Linked DNA regions of Homo sapiens: region 1 is linked to region 2. A link is a loop called in an ENCODE intact Hi-C map of the cell type or tissue named here. Cell type or tissue: transverse colon. All regions are shown on one strand. Links, peaks and the distances in the headings refer to the core of each region. The heading gives the core; the rest is flanking DNA.

Region 1 (10,625 bases), core at 787-8,786, 650 kb after region 2:
AGTTAGGTGAGAAGCGCTGACCTCACGGCAGTGACAGATGCCTGCTGAAGACCCAGCTGTGTTCCACACAAGAGTTTGGCACAACAGTTTTTCCCAACAGAAAGGCAGGGATGGCTGCTCCACCGCCAGCAAGAGCGAGATGGTCGCCCTCCACCCTTACCTCCTAGTTCCCTGCAACACAGGGCAGAAGAGGAATGGATTCCCACCACTGCAAGTCCTGGTGTGGCCTGGGGCTCTCAATAGCTTAAACACAACAAAGCCTGGAGTTGAGACCTTCTTAGTTCTCCTGGCCAAACCCTGGCCTTCCTCTTCCAGGCGGTTCTTCACCTCTGATCATCTCCGAGGCCCAAGGGCTAGCCAGGGCCAGCCCACCAAGGAGTCCAGGAGTTCCTGCATCTGGTAGGGAGGCGTGGCCCAGAGGCCTCCTTGTGTCCTCACGCCCCGTTCCAGAAGAAACCCCCAGATTCCCTATGGGGAGGCAGGCCTTCTCTAGGGAAGTGAGGTGTCATAAGTAGAACTGAGAAAAGTATAAAGAAGGAAGACAGAGGGAAAGTGAAGGACAAAACCAAAAATAGCTCCCTAACCCCTTATAAAAAGTAAAAGTGAAATTTACACATATGCCTTGCCCACATTGAATTTCTTTAAAGAAATTGGTGCCTGTCCACAGCATTGTGTCCTGCTCTTCTGAAGTCTCAATGGTTTAAATTTAAAAAAAGGAAAGAGGAAAAAAAAAAAAGAAAAGAAAAGGAAAAAAATAAAGCAAAACTAAAAAGAAGCGGGGAAACCCAAACAAAAGCTTCACATTGCCGGATCCAGCTGTCGGGAGATCGCCAACCGGCCAGGCCACCACCTGTACCCTCTGCCGTCCTCTGGAGGAGACGTGGTGAGACTGTGGGTCCCGAGGAATCGACCTGGAAGACAGAAGGCGGGTAAGGAGGGGACATTGGTCAGCAGGCCTGGGCACCAGCCCTCAACCCAGAGGAACACTGAAGCTGTGTGTGCTGGGGGCTGTGGGGCAGAGCTCTAAAGAGATGGGGTAAATCTAGCTTCACAACCTCCCTGGTCTTATTCACACATGCTTATTTTTCAGATAGGGAAACTGAGGCTCAGGTTAAGTAACTTACCCAAGGGCACACTGACTAAGGGGCAGACACTAGCTGGGAACCCAAGCTTGCTGGCTCTAGCTGTCAAACCAATCTTGAACCCTGGCTTCCCCGTACTATTAGGAGCAAGACACCGCAGGGCCCACCCTGGATAGTCTGTCCCCACAGACCTTGCCAGCACTGCTTCCACTCATGCTTTCTTCCCCACTCTCTGTGATTAATTGTGCTGTTTGTTAGAAACGCCACAGCAACCCTCTCTAGGTTCAGTAATCCTGTTTTACAGAAGAGAAGAGTGAAGCTCAGGCCTCTGAGAATCCGAACCAGGCTACCTGCTCAGGTCTTAACATGGGCCAGAATCCCACACCCAGGGGCAGGGCTGGACTGGGCCTGCACTGTCTGCTGCAGTGCACTGTGGGGGTTAAGAACGAGGGCTCTGGAGCCAGAACGGGCAACTGAGTAAACAGGAGCTGCCCCTCGACTGTGGGGGAATTTAAGTCCTCTGTTCCCTGGTCTCATCACCTGTACCTGCGTCACAGGCTATTATGAAGATTAAATGAACGTAAAACCAAGAAGAGTGCCTGATCCTATTAGTGTTGGCTATTATTTGGAAACTGCCTTAGTGCCAGGCCTCAGGAATAAGACAAGAAGCCTGCCCTTCAGTGGCTTATTCTACTGGAGGCCTAGAATACAAGGGCCCACAGAGATTAGTCTTGGGCAGCGCCCACTCTGAGCTATCGGATCAGTGCTAAGTATAGCGCTGTCCTGGGCAGGGCGGGCCATCTAGGGCAACAGTGCTCCAGCCTCGTTGCACATGGAATCATCTAGGAGGTTTTTTGAGACAGGGTCTTGCTCTGTCACCCAGGCTGGAGTACAGTGCCTTGATCACAGCTCACTGCAACCTTGAACTCCTGTGCTCTAGTGATCCTCCCACCTCAGCCTCCTGAGTAGCTGTGACTACAGGGCACATGCCACCACGCCAGGCTAATTTTTATATTTTTAGTAGAGACGACGTTTTGTCATGTTGTCCAGGCTGGTCTTGAACTCCTGGGCTCAAGTGATCCACCTACCTTGGCCCATCTAGGAGTTTTTAAAGTGCCCGAATGACCAAAGCAGACAAGTCTTTCACTGTGCGTGCCTTTCTTTGTCAGGCAGAGCCAGCACCGTGGCTGCCATGACTTGCCACCTGTGCGGGCTGACAACACCAGCTCGTTGTCCTCAGCTCCTGGGAAGGGACCTGGCCAGTCCTCCCAAGAGGCAGCAGGATAGGACAATATTGGATAATTTACTGTCTGTTGGCCTCAGTTTCTCCCTCTGAGCACTGGGGACTCTTGGTTGAGGTCTGGGTGGAATGACTCAGGTTCCTGGCCCACAGCAGGGACAAACATACTCAATGACTCTACCCCTTCCTGGCCAACTGTCCCCAACCAGAGACTATAAACGTGTTAAATCTGAACAGGCCATGGTTCTCAGCCACGCAACCACTGAAAGTGTTTCTGGCTGGTGAGGGTGCCCCGCACACTGCTGGAGGAGGGGATAAGGCTTCTGGAAGGTAGTCTGGCACTGTTTTTAGGGCTTCAAAGGTGTTTAGATTGGTAGCTCCCTGAAATTCTACTCCTGAAAGCCAAGCTTAACAGATAAACCTAAATATGAAAAGAACTTTATGGATAAAGAAGTTCACTGAAATATAACAACTCACAAGTCCAAAAATAAGGATTAAGTAAGCAAATGATCCTTCAACGCACTGATATACTACAGAGGAAATGAGATCATTGCATGACATTTTGAAGATTATGACAAAAGCACTTCCCTGGGGTAGGTGGAAAAGGGTAGGTTACAAAGTTGTGTAGCGCACAGCATGACCATAACTATGTAAAAACACAAACCCCTCAGTGTAGGAAAATCTGACAATAAATACACCAACATGTTGTGCTTGTTGTGACTGGATTTTCCTCTTCCCTCACTTCTGATTTTTAATAATGAACACACACCAATGTTATATTTTAGTTTTTAATAGGAAAAATAGGGTACTTTAATGAACAAGAAAAGCTGGCAGCTCCAATAGAAAGGTCCAGATGTGGGGTCTTGTCTGGACTCTTCCATGCCCAGTGGACAAAGGAGAGCTTCCACACTGCCAAACGGGAGGTTAGACTATGTGACTCCCTGCTCTACTGCCCAGGGAGCGGGTGACCAAGAAAGTGGGTGTGGCTGATCTGGAAAGAAAATACAGGATTTCTCGGGCCCAGTCTTTCACTCTGCTGCTTCTGTTCCTTGGTCTGTTAATTCCCCTCAAAAAAATCCACTTGTGGGTCTTGTATCCCAGTTTTTGACTTGGAAAAAGAAAATCATCATAAACATATTCCCTGATGATTCAGCAGCCATCTCAAACTCTAGCTCTATTTAGCATGCCTATTGCTTTCTCTCCGTGCTTTCCGTAGACACAGCAGATCAACCTGAAGATGGGGGAAGAGGGTATTTAGGGTAGGCCCTCACCATCTGAGACATTAAGACCTTGTGAAATACGATGAGAAATTATACAGCCACATGTGATGTGCTAAAATAATCTTTGGGACCAGTTATGACTTTCCAGCATTCCTTTCCTCCCTCCCTGCGGACAATCTCCTGAAAAGGATGCCCATCAGCAGGAAGGTAGCATGTGGCAGCTGAAAAGCAGTGTTGGCAAGGAGGCAGGTTCAGAAACCAGAGGTTCCTTTTTACATAATAAACTAGCAGAACACAGTGTGACTACAGAAGGTCAGACCAACAGCACAGCACTCTGCAAGAACTCCTGAGACACCAGCTTGTAATGACCGCTGTAATCACTGGGTCCCATGCCAGGAAGTGAAGCTGACATTTCCCAAAGGCTCCTCCCTGCTCCCTCTAGCTCTGGCACTGGCTCTGGCCCTCCTGTTGGAAGCCTCAGAACAGCCTACAGGTCTGAGTCTGGTTCTCTCTTGTGGGCACAAAGAAGGAAAATAAGAGGGCTCTCTACTGGGGAGAGGATCTTGGCTTGGGGTTCTTTTCCCATCTGCCATCACAGAAAGAGCATTTTTCCCAGGGAGCTAACAGCACAGTAAGCTCACCGAAGGTAGTGGAGGCGCTTTCTGTAGCTATGAACAGGAATGGCTCAGACCACATGGTTCTGAGTTTAAGCACAGACCCTCCCAGGTACTTGTGGGCACAATAAAGGGTGTAGGTCTCAGCCCCAGTGGGCCCTTGGGGAGGCCTTAGGCTTGTGGTGCTTCATCCTAGCAGATGCCACATCTCAGCTCCCTGACTGCTCAGGCTGTGCCTGACTGCCTGGCTACCAGCTTCTACCGGGGCTCTTCTCATTCCTCTCTGTGGAACCCCTACCTCTGACCAGAGCCCGCTCCTTGAGGGCAAAAATCACACCTGCTAAGCATAATGAAAAGTGGTGATGTGATAAACCTGCAACTGACATCTGTAGTGCCCTTCCATGATTACTGTGAGGAGGGATTTGGCCAGTTTTCACAAGAAAACAGGCCCAGAGAAATGGAGCAACTTGCCCCACACCAGAGTTGCTGAGCAGTAGAACCAGCACTTAATCCAAAGTTTTCCAGCTTTACTACCCAAAGTCTCTGCACTATGATAGTCTTCAATCAGTGCTTCCAAAGCCGGCTCAGCAATGGTTCCAGTAGCTTGCACCTGAGATGACCTTGGGGGTGGAAGGTGTCAGTGATCTGGGAAAATGTGCTATGAATCCTTACCTTTCTCATTTCAGCTCTTGGACCAAGTTCTCTCAGTGCACCCCACCTTCTTATTTCTCTGTAACTGGCGTAACAGCAATCACTTATTGAGCAGTCTGTCTGTGCAAGTTCTAACTGTGTTATAGGCAACAACCTCGTAAAGCAACACTGCTTTCCAATCACTGTTAAAGGATCGAGTGTTTTACATCCATTGCCTCATTTCACCCCAGCAACCCTAAGAGGTAGGGGTTATCGTCCCCCTCGTCTTAGAGATGAGAAAACTGAAGCTCAGAGAGAACAGCCTCATAGACAGTAAGTGGTAGAGAAAAGGGTTTAACTCAGGGCAGTCTCACTCCAAATCCCCTGCTTTTGACATGTAACGATGCAAAATCCCTTCCTAGAGAAGACAAGAAGAGTCTTAAGTGGAGTTTAAAACCCATCTAATCCCTTCATTTATAAATAGACTCACTCAGAAAAAAGGCTCATGGAAGGCTTACGTGCCTGTGCACAGGTCTAGTGCTCGGGGGACAAAAGGGGACATGGTGCCAACCAGGCAGTGAACGGTCTTCCAGCAAGCTTCTCTGCCAGTCAGGCAGGTGTCTGGTCTGTTTAAGAAGACTGAGAAACTGAACTACTTTCATGAAGGCCATTAGCAGCTTGGAGAACAGAAGCCTGGGAGATATGAGGGGAACATGCACAGCAGGATGGGGCTGGAGACAAGGATGGCTCACGTGTTCACCTCCTTCCCCTACTCCTCAGCCTGCAGGCACAGAATACCTTGGTGATTATCCCTTACTCTAAAAGGATGGCCTTCCTACTTTATTAGTGTCAAAATGTCATTACCTTTTGCTTTCTTTTCTAAGACACAGGGTCTCACTCTGTCACCCAAGCTGGAGTACAGTGGCACAACCATAGCTCACTGCAGCATTAAATTCCTGGGCTCAACAACCCTCCTGCCTCAGCCTCCTGAGCAGCTGGGATTATAGGTACATGCCACTACACCTGGCTAGATTTAATTTTTATTTTTGTAGGGACGGGGTCTCATTATGTGGCCCAGGCTGGTCTCAAACTCCTGGCTTCGCTCATGCAATCCTCCTGCCTTGGTCTCCCAAAGTGCTGGGATTATTACAGGCATGAGCTACCATGCCTGGCCTAAAACATCATTTCTTTGATGAAATGATGATGAAAGTAAGTAGGAATGGTTTTAAAAATTGCTTCCCTCCTGGACCTGCCTCCCCAGTTTTTAAAATTGCACCATCTTAGGAAATGTGGAAGTCTGGTAACCACGAGGTTTATCGTCACTCCAGTGCTCCCTCAGGGAAGAACACAGGCTCTATGGCAGACAGTCCTGGTTCAAATGCAAGCTCTGCCATTTACTAGCTACTTCCATGATCTCCTTCTCCTAAACTAGAAAATGGGCATGGAACTCTTTCCTCTTCAGGGGCCTGCTGTGAAGAGTGAAGAATTCTTCAAGTAAATTGCCTGTCATGGCACCTGACCCAGGGTGGGGCATTCAGTAAGATCGATCTTGCTGTCATTCATGTTAATGGTCATTTTGGTTCTTAGGGTATCACAGACTGGGACTTCAAACCCAAAGCCCAATTTTCTCTTTCTATCCTGACTCTCAGATTTAGTTAATAGAAAAGAAAGTCATCCCATTGGCATACTCATAGACTAAGGTACAGTATAAACTCAAAGTGGGGTATTATTGGGTGGCTAGCCAAGAATTCACTCCTACCTAAATTCACCCGCAGTCCTGTGTAGTGGCATTATCACTGTAGCTAATGATACCTATGACATGCTAGCTGCCGTGCAAACTGAATATGCAACACCTCATTTGTCCAAAGGACCATGTAAGAATTATCCTCATTTTACAGATGAGCAAACTGAGGCTCAGGTTATTAATTTTCAGCATATCGTGCTGTGGAGCAAGCAGGCCTCACAAGTGCACAGAGGCAAAGTCATCTGTCAGGGTCACAGACGGCAGTCCTCTCCTTCCTCTAAGTGGGGTTAGTCATTCTTCACTTGTTTAATACACCAAAGCATCTGGCTTTTCACATTCAGACATCAACATGCCAGCCCTGGGGGTTCGGTGGCCCCAGCACGAATGTCTCCTCCAATCACTCAGAGGCACCAAGGCCAGGGAGTCACGCTTCCTGATGCATCATTCCTCTAAGGCTGCACTCCCAACTGTGGTGCTTAAAGTAGGGCAAAAACAGGGATGACTGTGCTGTGAACGTGCCTGTTGTCAGGGTCGAAGGAATGGGAGTACTGACAAATGGGATAACACTGTTTTCAGTCTTCGGGTATACAGAACGGGCAAAATGTTAGGAAAAAGAGGAGCAAGAGGGCAGAGATTATACAACATATACAACAGGAGCTTCGCAGTGCTCCATGACAACCCAGAAGACCACAGGTCCACGCCTTACGACATCTGAGCCCTGACCAGGAGACCAAACCAAGGCAGCTCACCCACAGGCAGATATCCAGGGGCAGGCCCCAAATGCAGAGGAGCGTGGCTTGGAGGTGGTGTTCTCTCAAGGCATGGGCTTTGGAGTAGGAAGATCCAAAATTTACATCCCAGCTGACCTTCACCAAGTCAGGGTCCCCCGAGCCTCAGTTTGCTCAGCCTAAAATGAGGAAATGTCTACTTTGCCGGGTACAAAGACCAGTGATAGTACACATAGCAGGTGGAGTGAGGTGCACAGGAGGTACTTTAATAAGCTACAACAGTGGCTGCAAATCACATCCAAAAAAACACAAAACCAAACCCATAAAACCTCACTGCAGTCACTTGCCAGGGCAAAAATTCCAGAAAAGATGCCTTGGCCTCAAGTTGATCTTCTCTTGAGGTGACAGCCTCCCTCCTGCTTTGGGTCTTCAGCTCCTGCTGATCTGGCTACCCCAACTCCCACCCCCTATCTGTCACTCAGATCGCATTCACCCTTTGGGTTCCCATCCACACGCCTTCCCCAGGAAACACTCCCAGAGGGCCCAGTCTCTATGGGAACTCTTCTGTCCCCCTGCCCAGTGAAAAGGCATGGACGACCTCAGATCCCACTAGCCTTGTCGTGTGCTCCAACCTTACCATCTTAGACCCTGAGCTTCCTGCAGGACAGAGAGAGTCTGCTGCTTTTCTTAAGCCTCTCAGGTGACCAAGCAGCAGTGCTGGGTTTTTAGGAAGAGCTCAAATACCAGGTGATAGCTAGAAACTGGGAATTAGTACATAGCAATAAAACTTCACAGAATCATTCATTCCACATGATAGGGTTTTAACATAAACACATGATTATAAAAAAATCTCTGCCTTTGGTTGAGTTCCTGCATCACTGCCAAGTGCTCTGCACACGTTCCCACTGAAAATCCCGGCAAGCCAGGTGTGGACAGTGATGCTCAGAGAGCTGGGCCACTTCTCCAAACTCCAGCAGCTGGTAAGGGACAGAGCTGGGACCGTGTCCAAGTCGGAAGCCCATGCTATTTTTCTACCATGCTACAGGGTGCTGCTCCCCTCTCTCACACCTTCAGAGCTGGGTGAGAGAAATGAGGCATGCAGGGATTACAGATTTTCCTGACATTACATAGCCTATCAGTTACACAACCAGGGGGCTCCTGTCTCGATTTCAGCTCTCTCTGCTACTATTCCCCTTACTGACTTCTCAACAGGAGGCCTTCTTTCAAGGGGAAGAAGACGGCCAACTTTGGCAAATACATCTGTTTCACGTGGAGGGGTTCCTTGAAATCCAAGTGTGGCTATTTGGAGCAGGCCCGGCCTCAGAATGTGTCCCCTGAGTCTAAGTTAGGTATGGTAAGAGGTTAATGAAAAGAGTAGACTTATGACTGGAGCACTATGGTTTAGTCTGAAAGTATGGACTTCCCAAGATGGCTTTTTTTTCTGAGATAGGGCCTTGCTCTGTCAGGCTGGAGTGCAAAGGCATGATCCTGGCTCACTGCAGCCTTGACTTCCCTGGCTTAAGTGATCCTTCCGCCTCAGTTTCCTGAGTAGGGACCACAGGTGCATGCCACTGTGCCCAGCTAATTAGTCTTATTAGTCTTGCTGTCGCCCAAGCTGGAGCGCAGCAGTGCAATCTCGGCTCACTGCAACCTCCACCTCCTGGGTTCAAGTGATTCTCCTGAGTAGCTGGGAAGACAGGCGCGCACCACCACGCCCGGCTAATTTTTGTATTTTTAGTAGAGACAGGGTTTCGCCATGTTGGCCAAGCTGGTCTTGAACTCCTGGGGTCAAGTGATCCTCCTGCCTTGGCCTCCCAAAGTGCTGGGATTACAGGTGTGAGCCACAACGCCCTGCCCAAGATCTTAAAATGCACAAAGCCTCTTTCTAGACCCAACCATTTGTAAAATGGCAAATATATCCTATAAGTCTCTTTAGCTAACAAGTGGTCCAGGAAGTGGAATCCTGGCTGAAGTCCTGCCAGATATGTTGGACTGCTGGAGGACTCCCATATGCCACATTCAAAACACATGGATTGTTGAAAGAGGCGGCTGGGGCAGCCCTACAAGGAACTGAGCACCACCAGCCCCTGCTCAGCAGGGGTCCACCCTTTACCTAGCCACCCCCTGCCACCATCTTCCACATTCTGTTCACCCACTTAAGTGTATCCAGAGGAAGCCAGTCCCACGGATTCTCTGAAAGGCAGACAGACTGTCGCCCAGGCTATAAAAGCACAGATGCAATCATAGGAATGTGCTCCCAGGAGGCAACCTACTAAGAGGAACTGAAGTGAAACACGGGAAGATGAAGGATCTTGCCTGTTGCTAAGAGTAAATGTGGGAAACCTGGTTCCAGGCCCCTCTAGCTCTCTCCCTACTCCCCCTCTGGAGACTTCATTTCTTCCCCTGCCAAATGAAGGACCTGGGGCCAGCACAGGGGTTCTTAACCTGGACTCCTTCTAACCCCAAGGATGCACAGGTTCTGCAAAGCCCCTTAGGGCTGGGAAGTTTAATGCATATCCCAGGCATTTTTTTTTCTTTTCTTTTTTGACACAGAGTCTCACTCTGTTGCCCAGGCTGGAGTGCAATGACACAATCTCGGCTCACTGCAACCTCCACCTCCCGGGTTCAAGCGATTCTCCTGCCTCAGCCTCCCGAGTAGCTGGGATTACAGGCGTGTGCCATGACGCCCGGCTAATTTTTGTATTTTTAGTAGAGATGGGGTTTCACCATGTTGGCAAGGCTGGTCTTGAACTCCTTACCTCAGGTGATTTGCCAGCCTCGGCCTCCCAAAGTGCTGGGATTACAGGCCTGAGCCACCGCGCCAGGCCCCAGGCATTTTTTAAATGGTAGAATAACACACCATTCAGGTTCTGAGAAAGGAACATGGCACAAAGAATACTGAGAAGAGGCCCTCTATAGGCCCCTTATTTATTAAGGCAAAAACTAACTGGACAGTGGCACATGAGTGCTCTAAACAGGGCACCCCCAGCACAGGTGAGACGTACAACTTGTGTGGCTGGGGCTGAGGGAAATCAGGCCAAAGAGTGTTTGGAGGGAGGCAGACTTCAGCTCAATGCACCAGAGCCCTTTCTAACAGGGCAACAGTGAGGTCCTCCTCCTCCTTGAAAGTTTCTAGCAGAACCCGAGACCCGCCCCATCTTTTTTTTTTTTTTTTTGGAGACGGAGTCTCGCTCTGTTGCCCAGGCTGGAGTGCAGTGGCACCATCTCAGCTCACTACAACCTCTGCCTCCCGGGTTCAAGCGATTCTCCTGCTTCAGCCTCCCCAATAGCTAGGATTACAGGTGTGCACCACCACGCCCAGCCTGAGACTCCCCTTTCAAGTGGACGAATGTTATCAGGAGGAGAC
Region 2 (10,625 bases), core at 1,169-9,168:
GGCTGCCAAGAAGGAAGCGGCGGGCAAAGGCACAGGGGCACCAGATGCGGAAATGGGCAGCCTGTTCTGGAGGCAGCTGTGGAGCTTCGATGGGTACCCCCAGCACCTGCCTGGGCAGAGCCTTGTGCTGAAGGGCCGGCGGGCAGGCCCAGCCCTGAAAGCCTCGACACCCAGGCAGACATGGATTCCAGGACAGGCCATCTGAGCCCAGAGAGCAGACACAACAATGGAAGCGGCACAGGGGTTTTGGGGCATGATGCTGAGTCTGGAGCTAAGAAAGCCTCCTTGGAAAGGCATCTGGGCTGAGATGCAAAGGAAGAATGGGAATTAGGTGAAAAAATCAGAGGCGAGGGGTAGCATTACAGGGGAGGGGATAGCTAGTGCAGAGGCCCGGAGGTAAAGTGCCAGACTCAGCTCTTTGGAGCAACCGAACAGTTTCTAGAGGCTGGGTGCAGCTCTCCATTGGATTAGAGGTTCACAGGGGAGGCTGGCCAAGCATGTAGTTACATCAGGGAGGAGAAGGAGGAGCCAAGGAAGTGACTGGAGAGGCAGGTTGGGGTCAGATTGCAGGCCTTTGATGTCCTGTGAAGGCTGTTAGATCCTGGTGGTGTGGCCTGCTGTGGGCTCACATGTCTTCTTGGGCTGGCAGACCTTTCCATCCGGGGTTTCACCATTCTTCCTTTCCCCCATGCTGTGCCTCTCGGACCCCAAGGGACCTCAGAACAGCATGTCCGGATTCGAGTCATCAAGAAGAAAAAGGTCATTATGAAGAAGCGGAAGAAGCTAACTCTAACTCGCCCCACCCCACTGGTGACTGCCGGGCCCCTTGTGACCCCCACTCCAGCAGGGACCCTCGACCCCGCTGAGAAACAAGAAACAGGTACTTCCTCTCCAGGGGCCCAGCCCAGACTTGCAGCCCCTGGGGCACTTTACCAGCACAGCTCTTGGCCTCATGGGCACCGGCACGCCCCTTGCTTGCCTAGCGCAGGAGCAACCTTAGGCTCAGCTTCCCACCTGCCCTGGCTACCCTCCCTCTGGTCCTGTCTCACTGTTCTATCCCCGCCCCAGGCTGTCCTCCTTTGGGTCTGGAGTCCCTGCGAGTTTCAGATAGCCGGCTTGAGGCATCCAGCAGCCAGTCCTTTGGTCTTGGACCACACCGAGGACGGCTCAACATTCAGGTCAGTAATCCTGGCTCGGAGCCATGGTCTCAGGGTAGGGAAGGCAGCCCCTGGGAGCTTCTCTCCTGCCTCCTCTCTGTCCTGGCCTGCCCCACTCTGTCCAACTGGGCCTGACCACCATGTCCTGTGTCTGCAGTCAGGCCTGGAGGACGGCGATCTATATGATGGAGCCTGGTGTGCTGAGGAGCAGGACGCCGATCCATGGTTTCAGGTGGACGCTGGGCACCCCACCCGCTTCTCGGGTGTTATCACACAGGGCAGGAACTCTGTCTGGAGGTGAGGCAGACTAACCCTAGGTCAGGAGGTCACAGAAGGACTGGGGTGGGAGTCCTGGGGGCACCGATGATCTCTCTCCACCTCTCCTGCCAGGTATGACTGGGTCACATCATACAAGGTCCAGTTCAGCAATGACAGTCGGACCTGGTGGGGAAGTAGGAACCACAGCAGTGGGATGGACGCAGTGAGTGGTCCCACTGTGGCTGGGGCCTCCATGCTGGGAGTTGGGCACCCAGTCCAGGCTAGGCTGAGGCTCCTCTGAGGACAAGGAATAGACGCCAGCTTAGGCTTCCCAGGGGGGTGTGGCTTGTTGTCAAGAGGGTGGCACACGGCAGGCACCATTGGGAGCCAGCTGCTTTGGGACATGCCCACATCCTCCCCAGATAATGCCACCACAGGGTGGGTGCTGCTTCACGGTACAGCTTCCTCCTGGCGTGCCCCTTCTGGCCCGGGGCCTCTGGTCCACATCACTTCTTGCCTTCTCGTGGTTCTGACTTCCGCATCTCATGGACCTCTTTTTACAGCAGGCTACAATGTGGAGTCCTGGCCAGCTCTAGGATTGGCTTCCCCCGAGTCATGTGGCCAAACTGGTCTAATGAACTGTGTCCAATCCAGAGAGCAAGGCTGCCTAGGGCTGCCCATTGGCAGGGGCTGTGGGCCGGGGTCTGTGTTTGATGCACAGTGCAAGTCTCTAGCTGAGCCCACTAGGGTGGGGAGACAGTAAGCTTGGAGGCCTGAGCTCCTTCCCTGGGTCCTGGGCCAGGCTTCTGGGGTTTGAGCAGCCACAACAGAGAACTTGCTGCCCCCAGGTATTTCCTGCCAATTCAGACCCAGAAACTCCAGTGCTGAACCTCCTGCCGGAGCCCCAGGTGGCCCGCTTCATTCGCCTGCTGCCCCAGACCTGGCTCCAGGGAGGCGCGCCTTGCCTCCGGGCAGAGATCCTGGCCTGCCCAGTCTCAGGTGGGCAGTCAGGCCAGGGTTGGTTGGGCAGGGCTTGGATGCAGGGTGCATCCTTCACTGTGGACACACCCTTTACCATAAACTCAACCTCCACCAGACCCCAATGACCTATTCCTTGAGGCCCCTGCGTCGGGATCCTCTGACCCTCTAGACTTTCAGCATCACAATTACAAGGCCATGAGGAAGGTCAGATATAACCCCTATGACCTGGGAAGGAGGGCCCACCCATCTCAGGTCCCCTTCCCACCTTCCCACCGGGGCACAACCTGCTGTGACTGCGCTTGTATGCCCCTGCTGCCTCCTGATGTCTCAGCCTTCTCTCCTGTGGACCCCTAAGCTCCATCCCACTTTCCCTTATTATGGCGCCCCCCCAGTCCTACCCCTTCCTCCCGGCTCTGCTGCCGCTCCCCTCCTGTACCATGATGGGATGCCCCCTCTGTGTGGGCCATCGCTGACTTTTTAAGTCTTTCCATGGCACATGTGATCTGCCCCTGGGTGTACCCCTCCCATGCCTCATGCCACGCTACACTCTGCCCACCAGCTGATGAAGCAGGTACAAGAGCAATGCCCCAACATCACCCGCATCTACAGCATTGGGAAGAGCTACCAGGGCCTGAAGCTGTATGTGATGGAAATGTCGGACAAGCCTGGGGAGCATGAGCTGGGTACTGGCATGGGGAGTGGGGAGAGGTAGGCACAGGGCAGGGCCCCAGGCATGAACCCGCTGCAAGCCCCCATGTGTCCCCAGGGGAGCCTGAGGTGCGCTACGTGGCTGGCATGCATGGGAACGAGGCCCTGGGGCGGGAGTTGCTTCTGCTCCTGATGCAGTTCCTGTGCCATGAGTTCCTGCGAGGGAACCCACGGGTGACCCGGCTGCTCTCTGAGATGCGCATTCACCTGCTGCCCTCCATGAACCCTGATGGCTATGAGATCGCCTACCACCGGGTAGGCCACCCAGCATGAGGGCCACTCTGTCCTTCTGCCCTGGTGGCTGGACCTGCTCGACTTGAACAAGCCTCTTGCCCGGCAGGGTTCAGAGCTGGTGGGCTGGGCCGAGGGCCGCTGGAACAACCAGAGCATCGATCTTAACCATAATTTTGCTGACCTCAACACACCACTGTGGGAAGCACAGGACGATGGGAAGGTGCCCCACATCGTCCCCAACCATCACCTGCCATTGCCCACTTACTACACCCTGCCCAATGCCACCGTGAGTATTTTGAGGGCGGCAGTGGAGGTCTGTGGGGGGCGGACCTTGTCTCTGTCTCCTGCCCCTCCTGACCTGCCCCATCCAGGTGGCTCCTGAAACGCGGGCAGTAATCAAGTGGATGAAGCGGATCCCCTTTGTGCTAAGTGCCAACCTCCACGGGGGTGAGCTCGTGGTGTCCTACCCATTCGACATGACTCGCACCCCGTGGGCTGCCCGCGAGCTCACGCCCACACCAGATGATGCTGTGTTTCGCTGGCTCAGCACTGTCTATGCTGGCAGTAATCTGGCCATGCAGGACACCAGCCGCCGACCCTGCCACAGCCAGGACTTCTCCGTGCACGGCAACATCATCAACGGGGCTGACTGGCACACGGTCCCCGGGAGTATGTGCCTGAGGGTGGAGTTAGCCCTGGCCCCGTAACCCCCGCCCTGATAAGACAGCCTGCGGTTGCGTACAGTGCTGGCGTCTGTTCCCACTCTGAAGTGTCCCTCAGAGAAGGGAGGGTAGCGGGAGGATGGGACCGCATCCCGCCTGCTTAGGCAGCAGTGTCTGTGGTCCCCTTAGGCATGAATGACTTCAGCTACCTACACACCAACTGCTTTGAGGTCACTGTGGAGCTGTCCTGTGACAAGTTCCCTCACGAGAATGAATTGCCCCAGGAGTGGGAGAACAACAAAGACGCCCTCCTCACCTACCTGGAGCAGGTCGGATCTGCGTCCCGGCCCCCAGCCTGCCTGAATCACTCCTGCTGTCCATTTAGGCTACAGCTCCTACCAGGGGTTCTTCTAAGGTCCAGCTGAGCATTCAGACTCACAAGATGCCATGGGCCATGCTTGGTATCAGATTGTCTTGGAAGCACACAGGACAGGAAGTGCAGTTTGCTGGCAGCGTGGCATCGTGTTAGAGCCGGTGGGAGGAGCCTCCATTGCAGTCTAGGTGGTGGTCCGTGGCGCTGCCCCAGAGCTATCCTCAGGAGAGACTCACGTGAGGCAGGTGCAGGAGCTGTCCTGGCATAGAAGCTTCATGTTCCATGGAGCTCATAACCCTTGTAATAGCTCCATAAGCAGAGCTTCCAAAGGGTCTACCAAAGACAAGCCCAATAACCTGGGAAAGCCCAAGGATAGATAAGCCTTCCTACCAGGTATTTATCATTTTCTTAGTCCAGATGTGATTTGTCAATCAGGATTTCTTTTTTTTTTTTCTTCCAGAAGTAGTGTCACCTAGGAACACAGTAGACCTACCACTTTGCTCAGGTTTGCAGGGCAACAGAGCCAGCAAGTTAGCTAAACAGCACATTATCCTGCCGAAGGGGAAGGGCTCTGATAACCTCTTCCCACACAGGTGCGCATGGGCATTGCAGGAGTGGTGAGGGACAAGGACACGGAGCTTGGGATTGCTGACGCTGTCATTGCCGTGGATGGGATTAACCATGACGTGACCACGGGTGTGTTTGACCGGGAGGGCAAGGGAAGGGGCTGGAGGGCTGGAGGCTCGGGAAGAAGCAGAAGATCATTAATTGGGTCCTGATCGTGCCCTTCACTCTCCTCAGCGTGGGGCGGGGATTATTGGCGTCTGCTGACCCCAGGGGACTACATGGTGACTGCCAGTGCCGAGGGCTACCATTCAGTGACACGGAACTGTCGGGTCACCTTTGAAGAGGGCCCCTTCCCCTGCAATTTCGTGCTCACCAAGACTCCCAAACAGAGGCTGCGCGAGCTGCTGGCAGCTGGGGCCAAGGTGCCCCCGGACCTTCGCAGGCGCCTGGAGCGGCTAAGGGGACAGAAGGATTGATACCTGCGGTTTAAGAGCCCTAGGGCAGGCTGGACCTGTCAAGACGGGAAGGGGAAGAGTAGAGAGGGAGGGACAAAGTGAGGAAAAGGTGCTCATTAAAGCTACCGGGCACCTTAGCTCATCTTCGTGTTGTCTCTGTGCCCCAGGTCCTCCCCCCGGGGGCGGGCCTCGGCCCAGCCCTCAGTTCCTATTCTGCACACTTGCACACTCTCATCAGTTGGCTTCTGGACACATTGTGTGAAAAGAGGATCCCACCTGGGCTCTTCTTGAACCAAGGGCCTGGCAGAGCAACTCATTTCTTCTGATCAGCTTCTGCTACAGGTACCATTACACTGCTGCCAGGCATTCTGTAAGCGCCTGCTCATTGCCAGGTGTGCAAGGAATCAGGATCAGCCGTGCCTGCACTCAAACTCCTGGGGCTCCTAGTCAAGGGAAAGGACAGTTCGGTACATTGTGAGACATGCTAGGGTGGAGGCCAGGTGCCGTGAGAGTGCAGGGGAGCTGCACACGTGAAATACAGCACTGCACATCAACAGGACTGGGGCAGTCAAGGATGCAATAGAAGTAGTGGCTCTAGAAGTTCAGGCGGGAGGTGGGCAGGGTGTGGAGTATGGACAGGGATGGCTCCAAGGAGGAGGGTCAGCCAAAGGTGGGTCAGCTGAGAACATTTGAATTTGCTTCAGCCATTCTCAGAGTATTGATAACTGATAGGCTTTGCTGAGTTTCTATCAGACTGAAGGGGAAGTTGTGTATCAGTCTGTGTCTTGCCAGGTAAACAACCCATTCTAGGCACTTAAAGTGGAGGGAAATTTAATGCTGGAAATTGGATAGGAAGGTGTTGGAAGAGCTGGATGAGGCCGGGTGTGGTGGCTCACACCTGTAATCCCAGCACTTTGGGAGGCTGAGGTGGGAGGATTGCTTGAGCCCAGGAGTTTGAGACCAGCCTGGATAACATAGCCAAACCCCGCCTCTACAAAAATAAGAAATAAGAAACATAGCCAGCTGTAGTGGCGCATGGCTAAGGGAGGCAGAGGCAGGAGGATCACTGGAGCCTGGGAGGTGGAGGCTGCAGAGGCAGCAGTGAGCCATGATGGCGCCACTATACTCCAACCTGGATGGTCATAACAAAATAAACAAAAAAGAGCTGGATGAACAAAAGGAAGGGAATTTTACCCAGAAATCAGGATAGCACCCTTGGTCTGGTGCTTATAACCTGTATTTGCTGATGGTGCTGGAGGCTTGTAATCACTTGTGACTGCTTGCAACCACAGGCAATCACCTGCCATGGCTAGAGCCAGAAACAGGACCGTTTCTCATTTCCTCCCACTTTCTAGTCCCTGAGCTATGAAGTCCACTGGCAAAATCTAACAGTAACTCAGCTGGCAAGGAAGCCTACAAAATGTAGTCTCCCAACCCCCTTGTCATTCAGAGTAGAGCTTCCAAGGACAGGAATGGGGCAAATAGTAATAGGCAAAATCTGGCATAAAGACATCATGCAGCCTTTTGCCATGTAAGTTCTGCCTACTGCTTGGCTCTTGCACTGTTTCTTGAGATGTCTCTGTCTCTCCCACACAGCGTCAATATCCATTAATCGCCATGAAGGATCTAGTACCAAATTTCCCTGCACCTTTTCTCCTCACCTCCACTTATAGTGTCATTTTTCAAAAACAGATTTTTAATTCATTGAAGTTTATCGTATATAATGAAAAGTGCATGTAAGTTCACAGCCATATAAATGTACACAGACAGAGCACACTCAGGGACCCATAACCCAGGTTTAAAAAACCCCAATACTACCAGCACTCCAAAATTCTCCCTTTGTGTACCCTTCCAGTCAATACCCCTGTCTGTCAAGGGTAACCACTATCCTCACATCTAACATCATAGTTTAACTTTGCCTGCTTTTTTGTCTAGGATTTCTTGTTATTGTACTCTTGAGTTTGTTCTACAGTTTCTTGGATTCTATTTTGGTTTCATTGGATATAAGTGTTCTTAGGTGTAGATGATAGAATCCACTCTAAATAGCACTCTAAATAAGCAGAAAGGGATTGATTAAAGGGTCTTAGGAAGCTCACACACTCTCCAGGAGGGCTGGAAACTGGACTTGGATGCTCCATAACCAGAAACGTTACAGTCAGTGTCAACAAAGGCAAGAGGGAATCCCCAACCATGTATGTCATGGGAATATTCCTAGAGAAATAATCACTTTCACCATTGCTTTATATTTGGCAACTAAGATACTGGGGACTAGATGCCAGAACATTTCATATTCGTACCAAAGAAACCATACAGCTCCACTACCATGACTGTCAGAAAATCTGATCTCCCTGAATGTGTTTGACACTTCCTTTTGCCATTCTTAGCTCCAAGTTCAGGGCCTGTGCATCTGTTTGACAGGACCTAGGTTACACGAGGAATGCCAGGTAGAAAAGAAGCTGGGATATTTAGCTTTTAGCTTTCCAGCCTTTACATTATAGGAAGTCAAGCCAAAGAGATGTTAAAATGAAGTTAAATGGACCAGTCTCTGTCTATATACCTTCCTTCCTTCCTTCCTTTTTCTTTTTATGAGAGAGTCTAGCTCTGTCGTCCAGGCTGGAGCGCACTGGCGCAATCTCAGCTCACCGCAACCTCCGCCTCCCAGGTTCAAGCAATTCTCCTGTCTCAGCCTCCAGAGTAGCTGGGATTACAGGCGTGTGCCATCACGCCCAGCTAGTTTTTGTATTTTTAGTGGATATAGAGTTTCACCATGTTGGCCAGGCTAAACTCCTGACCTCAGGTGATCGGCTACCCAAAGTGCTGGGATTACAGGCGTGAGCCACCGTGCCTGGCTGGTCAGCCTATATTATCTGAAATATTGTAGAATATCCATAAGTAGGATCACAGTATTGTACAACTTTAGGGAACACTGTTTGTAAAATGAACAGAGAATTTTATATCGGTCAGTCTGTTACATGTGACACATAATTTTTAAAATGAACCGAAAATTTTACATCAGTAAACTTGTTACTCAATTGTCATACAAATAATTTTTTAAGTACAATAAGCATCACATTAAAAATCAAGGAAATGAGGCAGCAGTAACAAATAGGAGATCTAGACCTACAAAGATTTAATACATTTGAATCACCAGTTACAGATTATAAAACAACCATGTTCACATTGTGTAAAATAAAAGTCATACAAGATGCCTCCTCAGATTAGAGAAAAAAAAAAACGTTAAAATGAGCTATTTGGGTCAGGTGCTGTGGCTTGCGCCTGTAATCTCAGCACTTTGGGAGGTCAAGGCAGGCAGATCACCTGAGGTCACGAGTTCAAGACCAGCCTGGCTAACATGGTGAAACCCTGTCTCTACTAAAAATACAAAAATTAGCCAGGTATGGTGGTGGGTGCCTGTAATCCAAGCTACTCAGGAGGCTGAGGCAGGAGAATTGCTTGAATCCCGGAGGTGGAGTTTGCAGTCAGCCTGGGCGACAGAGCGAGACTCCCGTCTCAAAAAATATATATTTATATCTATATATCTATATCTATATAACCTAACAATTTCTACAAATAAAAATACAATAACCTAAACTAAAAACTGAATGGGTATGTATAGTAGTGGGTTAGACAGTTAAAGAGAGAATTAATGAGCTAGAAGTTAGGACAGAAGAGAATATCCTTTCTGGGGAAAGGACAGAGAGAGATAGAGGAAAATGTGGAAAGAGATAGAAAATATTGAAGAGATGTTAAAAGACATGGAAGAAAAGCTGACAAGTGAAGAGAGGAAGAGTGGTGAGAGACAGCTTTTTTTTTTTTTTTTTTTTTTTGAGACAGGGCCTCACTCTCACCCAGAGTGCAGTCATCAAAGCTCACTGCAGCCTCGACCTCCTGAACTCAAGCGATCCTCCCACCTCACCCTCCTGAGTAGCTGGGTCTGCAGGCATGCACCACCATGCCCAGCTAAGTTTTGTATTTTTTGTAGAGACGGGGTCTTCCTATGTTGCACAGGCTGGTCTCAAACTCCTGGGTTCAAGTGGTCCTTCTGCCTCAGCCTCTCCAAGTGTTGAGATTATGGGCATTAGCCACCACCAAAGTCAAGAGCAATTTTTTATTTTTTATTTTCGAGACAGGGTCTCACTCTACCACATAGGATGGAGTGCAGTGGCGTGATCACTGCCCATTGCATGCAGCCTCAACCTCCTGGACTCAAGCGATCCTTCCACCTCAGCCTCCCAGGTAGTTGGGACTGCAGGCATGTAGCACCATGCCCAGCTAATTTTTGCATTTTTTGTAGAGACAGGGTTTTGCCATGTTTCCCAGGCTAGTCTTGAAATCCTGAGTTCAAGGGATCCTCCCACCTCGGCCTCCCAAAGTGCTGGGATTACAGGTGTGAGCCACTGTGCCCAGTCCAACAGCAACTTTTGAAGAGATGCTAACAGAATTTTTCAGAACTGATGAAAGACACCAATTCACAGGTACACGAATCCTGACAAACCCCAAGAAGAATAAATAACCCAATATAATAATGGGCAAAAGATGTGAACATGCGTTTCACAAAAGGAACAGTTCAGCATGACTGAACTGGCATGTGAGCTCCCCAAGTGATGTCCAAGCTCTGGATTCTCTTCATTTACAGCTAAGACATTTCCATGGCCAGAAATCTTCATCTGTTGTTGCTAGTTTTCCAGGGGCCCCCAGCCCTCGCTTGCCTTTGTAAATATGTAGAGTGTCATGAGAAGGTGTCCACTCTCCTGGAACTCTTTCAACAGTGAGTTTAGCCCTGCCTGACCTAAGCAAGCTTCCTTTTGGATAAAGGGAATTTGGGGCATCATATACATTTTTTTCCAACTCTTTGCCTGGAAGTTTCCTCTAGTAAACCCTTACCTGTGTCTGTACCACATATCATTAGAAGTATTTGCTCTTGCATTCCATTTGACATGTGTGGTATGAGAAGATGGAGAACACCTCAGCATAATCTAGTAGCATTAAAGACACACATGCCCAATTCTTAGATATATAATATATACCATAGAGAAACTCTTATACACATACAAAAGATACATGTACATGAATGCTCATAGCAGTTTTGTTTGAAATAGATCCAAATTGGAAGAAATCCAAATGTCCACTAAAAATAGAATGAAGAGGCCAGGTGTGGTGGCTCACACCTTTAATCCCAGCACTTCAGGAGGCTGAGATGGGTGGAATGCTTGAGCTCAGGAGTTCAAGA

Evidence for each region. A loop is a pair of places that touch in the nucleus more often than their neighbours do. Peaks named below come from ENCODE experiments on the same cell type or tissue, not always from the same donor. Only the 100,000 strongest peaks of a DNase experiment are listed, where the experiment ranks them.
Region 1: a loop joins it to region 2, with 6 times the contacts of the local background. A loop is called at or near these places in 1 of 110 quality-filtered maps.

The regions. Positions count from the first base shown.
Region 1 is chr20:2,134,070-2,144,694 of GRCh38, reverse strand. STK35 (serine/threonine kinase 35) reads right to left here. Exons shown (of 4, transcript NM_080836.4): 4 at 1-911. It overlaps LOC124900458 (a long non-coding RNA gene), which reads right to left. Exons shown (of 2, transcript XR_007067499.1): 2 at 3,097-10,625. Among named protein-coding and RNA genes, the nearest start is that of STK35, 38 kb to the right of the region's middle. In transverse colon, for the core only: no CTCF peak of the experiment used is centred there; a DNase peak (open chromatin) is centred at 3,940.
Region 2 is chr20:2,788,981-2,799,605 of GRCh38, reverse strand. It overlaps CPXM1 (carboxypeptidase X, M14 family member 1), which reads left to right. Exons shown (of 14, transcript NM_019609.5): 2 at 713-880; 3 at 1,069-1,178; 4 at 1,315-1,454; 5 at 1,548-1,638; 6 at 2,264-2,414; 7 at 2,512-2,600; 8 at 2,956-3,079; 9 at 3,163-3,359; 10 at 3,445-3,624; 11 at 3,710-4,007; 12 at 4,190-4,329; 13 at 4,967-5,069; 14 at 5,175-5,532. The coding sequence ends at 5,416. Among named protein-coding and RNA genes, the nearest start is that of CPXM1, 6.3 kb to the left of the region's middle. RefSeq lists enhancers at 1-409, 410-1,397. In transverse colon, for the core only: no CTCF peak of the experiment used is centred there; no DNase peak of the experiment used is centred there; H3K27me3 peaks cover 5,387 bases.